Regions from separate parts of the Homo sapiens genome. Here region 2 is linked to region 1. Evidence: read pairs that join two places in POLR2A ChIA-PET (ENCODE). Cell type or tissue: MCF 10A. All regions are shown on one strand. Each heading gives the region's core, and the rest is flanking DNA. Links, peaks and the distances in the headings are about the cores only.

Region 1 (4,717 bases), core at 333-4,332:
AGTTCTGCAGTACAGGATCATAAACATGTGAAAGGCATGAAGAACAGCCCAGAGCGTTTAATTCACACAGCTGGTAGGAGGAAGAAACAGCTCCCTAATGACAAATGCATCTGTGGGCGGGAGGGGACTTGGGATTGTGCTGGAACTGGATTTCTGAATTGCTACTACATCTTTTTTCCTCTCATCCAGGTCTCTTCAGAGCTGCTGTGCCCAGTGGTGCTTCAACTGGTATCTATGAGGCCCTAGAGCTCCGGGACAATGATAAGACTCGCTATATGGGGAAGGGTAAGCCTTAGAACCCACAGCCCATGGCCTCCCTGCTTCCAGCCCCATTCCTGGCCTTGCCCAGTCCTGTCCTCTCTGGGTGGCACTTGCACTTGCAGGTTTATGGCAGGTAAACCTGCTGTGACCCATGATGTTGATGGAAGCAGTGCACCACCTTGTGGACAGGAAAGTTGGTGTGTGGATTCCGGGGTTCCCGAGCCTGCATGCTCTGGGTCGAGAGTTCCAATGCTTGCTTCTATTGCAGTTTGTTCCCAATCTGCGAAATACTCCTTCACGGTTAGGACAGGAACCCAAGCATGAGAACAGGGCCTGTTAACTAAAGAAAAGTTTCCCCATCTCCCAGGAGGGTTCTGTGGGCCCTCCAGAGATCATCAGCCTCTTCACGGGCTAGAAAGGATCCAGGGAAGGTCTAACCAATGACCTGCCCTGAATGGTGAGCTGCAGGTGTGTCATTTAGTGTGATTTTCCTGTTGACTGACTCATAGGAGCCCTGCTCTGTGGCAGAGCTAGCCTCTGGCTGTATTCAAATTGACTTAGTGTGTGTGCAACATTGACCTTTCTAGAGATAGAACATGTGGCCAAATTACAGAAAAGCACATAGGGCTAGATCACGCATTCTCAGTGGGGCACCCGGAAAACTCCAAAAAGGCTGCAGGGAGGGGACAATGATGAAATCAGGTTGTGAAACACTGGGCTGGTGTCGCAGTGGTGGTGCTGGGTGTTCAGTCCCGCTTTAATGCTGTAAGAAGCACTCTACACACACGAACATGTTACCATTTGACCGTTGTTTAATGGCGTACGTGGGGACTTAGCCGGAGCAGGATGATGCTGTGCCTTGATGGTAATGAGTGCTCAGTAAGTAAGCATTTGTGGAAGATTGAACGCATGGCCCCTGAAATGCTCTCCTCTGCTTTCCTGCCCCCTCACTGTCTCTCACTCGCAGTCCTTAATCACCGGTTCTCTTCTGAGTCTCTCTCATTTTTCCTTCTTCATCCTCTGCTGGGCAGGCGTCTCCAGACCCATTAAGTATATTAATGAGTTCCTGGCACCAGCCCTGTGCACTCAGGTAACTGATTGAACAGCCTTTAGTCTGCAGTTGGCGTTTCCAGTGCATGGTCTTGCAAACTAACCTCCAGTCAGATCGTTCTGAGCCAGCTGCTGTTTTGTGTGGCTCTAACCCTCTGGGGTCCTAGGTAGGAGCACTCAGACTGGGCCGGAAAGTCCTCCGATTCTGGGGGGAAAGGGGAGAGGGGGAAGAGGTCCCACAGAAGGTCCCTTGGTGGGCTTCCGCGTCGGCCTCAACAGTGGTTCTCTCTAACAATGCTGCTCAAGCCTGTTTTAAAGTTAATGTCAGTAATTTGATTTGATTGTTCCTTCCAGGTGTCTCAAAGGCTGTTGAGCACATCAATAAAACTATTGCGCCTGCCCTGGTTAGCAAGGTAGGACCTGCCTCCTGATAACTAATGTGTCTAATGCCACCAGAGCGTCTCCCAGGCCCAGGGGCTTTCCTGTTTATGGAAGAGCTTATTCTGAGAGCTGTAGAAGCCTATTGGATTCCCTGTCACGCACGAGAACAATCCATGCATGACATAATTCTAACCTGCCCGCTGCCTCACCCCACTTTTGGGAGCAGATGGAATTGCATCAGAAGAATGAGACACTTCGAGCCCTGAGGTTTCTTCCCCCCTGCAACTCTCTGGACCTTTGAAGAAATTAAGATCCAGATTTTAAGAGTGGCTCTCAGGGGTGTTTGTGGTAGTGTCCATGGTGACTAATTTCTCATGAACTTTGGAATTATTTACTATAATTCTACTGACTTTAACAGTGGAGTTCCTGTTAAGTAAAATCTGGAAATCTCAGTATGTCAAACATAAAAGAGCTGCTGGAGGTGAAGTAGGGCTGGGGACCCAGCAACCCACCCGACTCTGCAGGTTTTATCTCATTTACCCTCCCTTCGGCCCGTCCCTCCGTAATTCCTGTGGCGCTCATCAGATGGGACTGGTTTGAAAACCCCTGTCTAAAAACACTCCGGGCCAGGTGCAGTGGCTCACACCTGTAATCCCAGCACTTTGGGAAGCTGAGGTGTGTGGATCACTTGAGGTCAGGAGTTGGAGACCAGTCTAGCCAACATGGTGAAACCCTATCTCTACTAAAAGTACAAAAATTGGCCGGGCATGGTGGTGCACGCCTGTAGTCCCAGCTACTTGGGAGTCTGAGACATGAGAATCGCTTGAAGCTGGGAGGCAGAGGTTGCAGTGAGCAGAGATTGTGCCACTGCACTCCAGCCTGGGCAACAGAGTGAGACTCTGTCTCAAAAAATAAAAATAACAAAGCTCTCTAGGCCCAGTCCAAGCCCAGCCACAGCCTCCGTCTATTCTTGAATCTAGTCCCTCTCCTCCATGAATTCATTCTGTACACGAGGGAAAAGGAGGAGTTCCTTTGTTGTCTCTGTCCCTGACTCGTTGGTTTAGGCCTGGCTTTTGTGGCACTCTGTAATTACTCCCTGCCCGACCAGCCCCCAGACAAAATGTCTTGTTACCGTTCTGTCTGCACCACCCCCTGCCAGTCTCCCGGACACCTCCACACATACCTTGTTCTCTGTCCCTTCATACCCCTGCATAGTGTGACTCACACGATGAGCAGGATCCCCTGACTTTTTTTTAACCCCCTAGAGAAACATACCAAACTGTTAGTGAGAATTGACCTCTGAAGCTGTGTGCTTGGGTAACTGCCTGCCTGTTGCAGTGATGCCTTGACAAAGCTGTGAAAGACACCAAATTGCTCATACAGCATGATGGGATCAGAGTTGATTTTCTTTGCATATTTTTTTATATCAAGCACATCATAGATAAAAATAATGCCTTGTTATTAATATATTAGTTTAAAATGGAATGCTGATTTTTGGCTGGGTGCAGTGGCTAACGCCTGTAATTCCAACACTTTAGGAGGACTTTAGGAGGCTGAGGTGGGCAGATCCCTTGAGGCCAGGAGTTTGAGACCAGCCTGGGCAACATGGCAAAGCCCATCTCTATAAAAAAAAAATATAAAAATTAGCCAGGCATGATGGTGCATGCCTATAGTCCCAGCTGAGTTTGGAGGATCATTTGAGCCCACGAGGTGGAGGTTGCAGTGAGCTGAGATCGTGACACTGCATTCCTGCCTTGGCAACAGAATGAGACTCTGTCTTAAAAAATAAAAATTAAAAAATTAAAAAGTAATACTGATTTTTATTGGATTACTTTGAGCCAGTTCTCAGTACGTCAGTTTTGTTACTTTATAGTCTCATCAAAAATTCATTTTGATCCATCATTAGACGCTTTGCTAAATGATTTCGGACTACCTGCAGAAATCATGCCTCCCATCAGAGGATGAAGATTTGCCATCTTTGCAGTTAGCCAAGAGTGAGCAGCAGAGCCTGCCTTTCAAGGGCTCAGCCTGCTTGAGTGAACAGTGAGCTTTGCTTATTTATTGCCTATGAAAGCCATGTTCCTGGGTAGCAGTGGTCTACATAGCACATACCTGACAGTTCTCTTGGGTGTAAAGTCACTTTGGGCTCCCTGGGTAGACTATTAACCTTTTGTTACAAAAGCATTGTCTGAGAGTGCCATCTCTGTTGCATTGTTGGGTGAATGCCTGATAACCATCAAAGCAAGCAGAAGGCAGTTTTTTGTCTCCCCACTGATTTTTGTCCTCCACTTTTTTTGCTTATAAAACAAACATCACAGAATTGATTTTGATATTACACAGTTCCAAAGTCAGATTCCATGGTAGGGGAGCAAAGGCTATGCAGATAAGAGTGGCCCCAACCCCTCATTCTCCCCTCTCCCTCGTAGAAACTGAACGTCACAGAACAAGAGAAGATTGACAAACTGATGATCGAGATGGATGGAACAGAAAATAAATGTGAGTGGCCTGAGGTGGCGTCTTTACTGGGGAAGATCATGAAGTCTCCTGAAGATTTTAAAACCTTTCAGGAAGAGGCCCATGATCTTAGTGATGAGCTACATGAGCCTGTGGTCTCTTCCCATTTCTTTGCTTTACTCTTAAGAAATCACACTTTTGGCCAGGTGCGGTGGCTCACGCCTGTAATCCCAACACTTTAGGAGGCTGAGGCAGGTGGATCACGAGGTCAGGAGATCGAGACCATCCTGGCCAACGTGGTGAAACCCCGTCTCCACTAAAAAATACAAAAAATTAGCCAGGCCTGGTGGTGGGCGCCTGTAGTCCCAGCAGGAGAATGGTCCCGGGCGGAGCTTGCAGTAAGCCAAGATCCTGCCGCTGCACTGCAGCCTGGGCAATAGAGTGAGACTCTGTCTCAAAAAAAAAGAAAAAAAAAAATTTTTTTTGAATATCAGGTGCAAAACCAGGTGACAATAGCCTGTCAGTTTGGTTACTCAGAAGAGCTTTGCTCCTTATAATGAATTCAGCAATT
Region 2 (4,306 bases), core at 1-4,000, 500 kb after region 1:
TTCTGCCCAGGCACTAAACCAGTTGAGTTCCTCATGCTGTGTGCAATTATAGCACCGAGACATAAGATATGTTGACTGTGAGACCTTGTTGTGAGATGAGGTGAGAGCATCAGGAGCAAAATGATCATTATAGGCCATTCATGTCGACAACATTTTATACCTCTGTGTTTGCTTGCAGGCAAAATCAGGAGCTAATTTGCAAGGCTGCCTTTGTGGAGCTGCCTTTTGATTAATGATTGCCTGTGTTAATGTTTCAGTAAGCTATTGATTTCTGCAACAGCTTTTGTTCCCTGAATTTATGTGCAGCGGGTCTCTGCAGCACACACTATGCATGTTTGATTAAAGTTCAATTGACTTCATTCCTGGCGAGGCCTCTAGCTGCTTCACTCCCTATTTGTAGAACCAGAGCTTTCCCCGACATGTTCTTTTGTTTGTGCTCAAGACCTTGCCACCCATGCAGTCACCAATATGCCATTTCCGATCCTAGACTCGCTTCATTCCAGTGTTGAATCCCTTGATAGGCATAACAGTGGTTGAGAGGCAGCTAATAAAACCCGGCCTGGATTTGTTGTTGTTTTTCTTCAGCTTTATTGACGTAACCTGCCATATATGGTATGAATACCGTAAAAATGCACCCACTTTAAGTACACAGTTTCATGAGTTTTGACCACTGTATACATTTGTGTCAGTGACACCACATTCAACTTACAGAGCATTTTCATCACCCTGGAGTGCTTACCTGAGTTCTTTTAGTTTCTTGTCCCCCACCCTCCAGGCTCTCGGCAACCGCTAGTTTGGTTTTTGTGATCTCTGGGAAGGACTCACGCAGCACCCACCGTCCCTGTCTGCCTGCTTTCATGCAGCATGGTGTTGCTGCATGTGTCGGTGGTCTGTGCCTTTTAATTGCCAAGTTGTAGTCCAGTGAATGTGGGGATACCATTATTTGTTTATCCATTCTCCTGCTTGTGGGCATTTAGGTTGTTTCCAGTTTGGACTGTTAAGAATAGTTTCTGGCTGGGCACGGTGGCTCACACCTGTAATCCCAGCACTTTGGGAGGCCGAGGCAGGCAAATAACGAGGTCAGGAGATCGAGACCATCCTGGCAAACACAGTGAAACCCCGTCTCTACTAAAAATACAAAAAAAATTAGCCGGGCTGGTGGCGGGCTCCTGTAGTCCCAGCTACTCGGGAGGCCGAGGCAGGAGAATGGCGTGAACCCGGGAGGCGGAGCTTGCAGTGAGCCGAGATCGTGCCACTGCACTCCAGCCTGGGAGACAGAGCAAGACTCCGTCTCAAAAAAATATATATATATAGAATAGTTTCTATGAATGTATCCGTGAAAGTCTGTGTGTGAGAATTTTTTTTTTCTTTTGGGTAAATAAGAGAAGAATTGCTGGGTTGTTTGGTAGATATCGTGGTTTGAGCATTCTGTATTTCCACCAGCAGTGGATGACAGTTCTGGTCACCCTGTCACCTTCCTGAATTGTAAGTTTACCGTTCTTACCACCTGTGACTTCACTGCTGTGGAGGACAGTCCTTCCTGCCTGGTCATTTTCTTTTCTTCTTTTTTTTTTTTTTTTTTTTTTTTTTTTTAGTAAAAGGCGAAAGATTTATTCGATTTGAAGAGAAACCAGTTGCCTGGTCATTTTCATCCTTGGCACTCAGATGGTGAAATCTGTTCTGGACTACTTCTTCTTTAAGTGTCAACAAAAAGTTGATGTTGATTTCAATGTTAGATTTCTTTCTTTTGGGTCTTGATTTTTTTCACTTGTTGGCAGAGATCAGTGAAGCCAGGAGCAAAGGTTTGAAAGTTAAGCCTTTTTTCTGTCTGGCATGGGGCAGTTTCTTACCTCACTGAACTCTGGCTTCTTGTTTTTAAGTGTTCTTTTATTTTTTTTAAAGAGATGGCCTCTCGCCCTGTCCCCCAGGCTGGAGTGCGGTGGCACATTTGTAGCTCACTGCAGCCTCAGCCTCCTGGGCTCAAGTGATCCTCTTGTCTCAGCTTCCTGAATAGCTGGTATTATTACAGGCACACACCAGCACACTGGGCTAATTTTTTAAACTTTTTTGTAGAGATTGGGCCTGTAGGGCCCAGGCTTGTCTTAAGCTCCTGGCCTCAAGCAATCCTCCTGCCTTGATCTCCCAAGTAGCTGGGACTGCCGGTGCACACCACCATGCCCAGATAATTTTTTTTTTTTTTGAGGTGGGGGACTAAATCTCACTATGTTGCCCAGGCTGGTCTTGAACTCCTGGCCTCAAGTGATCCTCCTGCCTCAGCCTCCCAAAGTACTGGTATTACAGGCGTAAACTGCTGCGCCTGGCTTCTTCCCTTAACCTGGGATCTGCAGGTTACTATCTTTTAAAGCCATTTCAAAACATATATATTTGATAAATAGAAATAATTGATTATAACTGTGTGTAGCAATATTGCATTATAGACAAATGCTATTTAGAAAAGTCAGGTTGCTGCTTTTTAACAGCCTTCAGGTAAGACTTGAAGGCATGGCAGAGGCTCAGGTACCACCTTCTCACTCGATTTTTCTCTCCCGTTTTTGGTCCCTTTTGTCTCGTATAGCTTTGCATTTCTTCTTACATCCCAAGCTTTTTTTTTTTTTTTTCTTTTTCTTTGAGACAGAGTCTCACTCTGTCGCCCAGGCTGGAGTGCAGTGGCACGATCTCGGCTCACTGCAAGCTCCGCTTCCCGGGTTCACGCCATTCTCCTGTCTCAGACTCCCGAGTAGCTGGAAATACAGGCATCTGCCACCAGGCCCAGCTAATTTTTTGTATTTTTTTTAGTAGAGACAGGGTTTCACCATGTTAGCCAGGATGGTCTCAATCTCCTGACCTCAGGTGATCCGCCTGCCTCAGCCTCCCAAAGTGCTAGGATTACAGGCGTGAGCCACCGCACCTGGCCACATCCCAAGCTTTTATCATTCAGTAGCCCCTAAAATGACTTGGACTGAGGAAGTAGAAGGAACCACTGTGAGTTTTTTCTCATTCTTCTTTCAAGCTCTGGAATTTGAGCTGTGACTTATCACAGCACCAGTTGCCCTTTTGAGCTCATGAAGCATGACCTTGGACAGAGCATTTGGAGTGTGACTGCTCCCTGCCTTGATTTCTCTTCCATATTTTCTCAGAGGAAAACCAGACACAAGTCAGCGTTTATGTCAGCAGTGATCTTGTAACCCCCTAGTGGGATTTACGAATCTTTTCCGTCTAGCCAACACCCAAGGATCAGTATAGATAAATGCATTTCCAAGTCTGGAAAGCAGGAAGTGAAAAGAGCTAGGAGGTTCACAGATCATGACCTTAGGGGCCAGGATGCTCATGCCCGCTGGGACAGTTGTAGCTCGCATTCCTAGACTAGCATGGGGGAGAGGAGCCAGTCAGAAATTCCAATGGCAGTATCTGCATTTCTCCTTATCATTCAGTTACCATCTCATGGAACCGAGGGGTGGGCACATGCACATACGTGTAGGGACATGAGTGTGCTTGTCCCGAGATGGCTCCCTGGCCCTGCTGGCCTGGGGTTATGCTTCATCTGCTAGGTATTGGTGATCAGGAGTAATTTGTTAAGTGTTAAGTGCTTGGGGAGGTTGAGACACGTCCAGTGCTCCAGGAGATACATGTGATGGGCTTTATAGGCCAGTCAGCCCTCCTTCAAGGCATTCCAGCCCTCCTTTAGGGACCGCAGCCGTGGTCCCACTTCTTACAAAAATGCCCAGGCATAAGATGCAGCTGTGGGCAGTCAAGTACTCAAGGCACGGCATCCCCTGCCTTGCGGAAGCCACCCCACCACCTAAAATCTGCCCACCTCTCTTGTCACTGTGTTCTGAGGCCATTTCCTCTGGGGGTGTTTTGGATGAAATCTGGTCTGATGGGTGAGTTTGTCATGTGGCAGCTACATGTCTTTGTTTGGTTTGTCTATTTTAGTCCTTCCAACACTAGTCTTTCCATCCCCCTCTCTCACTTTCCCCTCTCTCTTTTTGCCTCCTCCATTCACAAGACAGTGTTTGATGAGACAAAGTGAGGGTGCAGGTACCTCCAAGACAACTCCCAGCATCTAGTCGCCAAGCTAATAGACTTTCTACAGTGTTGATTTAATTAGAGGGAAACCAAGTGATCTGTGCTCTCTCACTTGGCTGTGTTTGTTTTTTGGGTTTTTTTTTTTTGTTTTTTTTTTTTGTTTTTTTTTTTCAGTTCTAGGTAAAGAGACTTTATCTTGGGATGTTTAAGAAATCGTCTTTTGTGTGTAGGGTGAGATGGCAGCCTGCAGCGCCCTGAGGGCTGGGGGTGCCCAAAGTGC

The links. ChIA-PET counts read pairs that join two places held together with the same protein. Peaks named below come from ENCODE experiments on the same cell type or tissue, not always from the same donor. Only the 100,000 strongest peaks of a DNase experiment are listed, where the experiment ranks them.
Region 2: POLR2A ChIA-PET joins it to region 1 with 6 read pairs; 4 of 35 experiments call an interaction of 5 or more read pairs at or near these places.

Annotation. Positions count from the first base shown.
Region 1 is chr1:8,867,459-8,872,175 of GRCh38, reverse strand. It overlaps ENO1 (enolase 1), which reads left to right. Exons shown (of 12, transcript NM_001428.5): 3 at 190-285; 4 at 1,666-1,724; 5 at 4,119-4,188. Among named protein-coding and RNA genes, the nearest start is that of MIR6728, 3.2 kb to the right of the region's middle. In MCF 10A, for the core only: a CTCF peak has its summit at 427 (motif pointing left); DNase peaks (open chromatin) are centred at 445, 765 and 1,893.
Region 2 is chr1:8,366,796-8,371,101 of GRCh38, reverse strand. The region is part of intron 12 of RERE (arginine-glutamic acid dipeptide repeats); the gene reads left to right. Among named protein-coding and RNA genes, the nearest start is that of SLC45A1, 51 kb to the right of the region's middle. RefSeq lists enhancers at 553-1,541, 3,145-3,645 and a silencer at 3,593-3,762. In MCF 10A, for the core only: no CTCF peak of the experiment used is centred there; no DNase peak of the experiment used is centred there.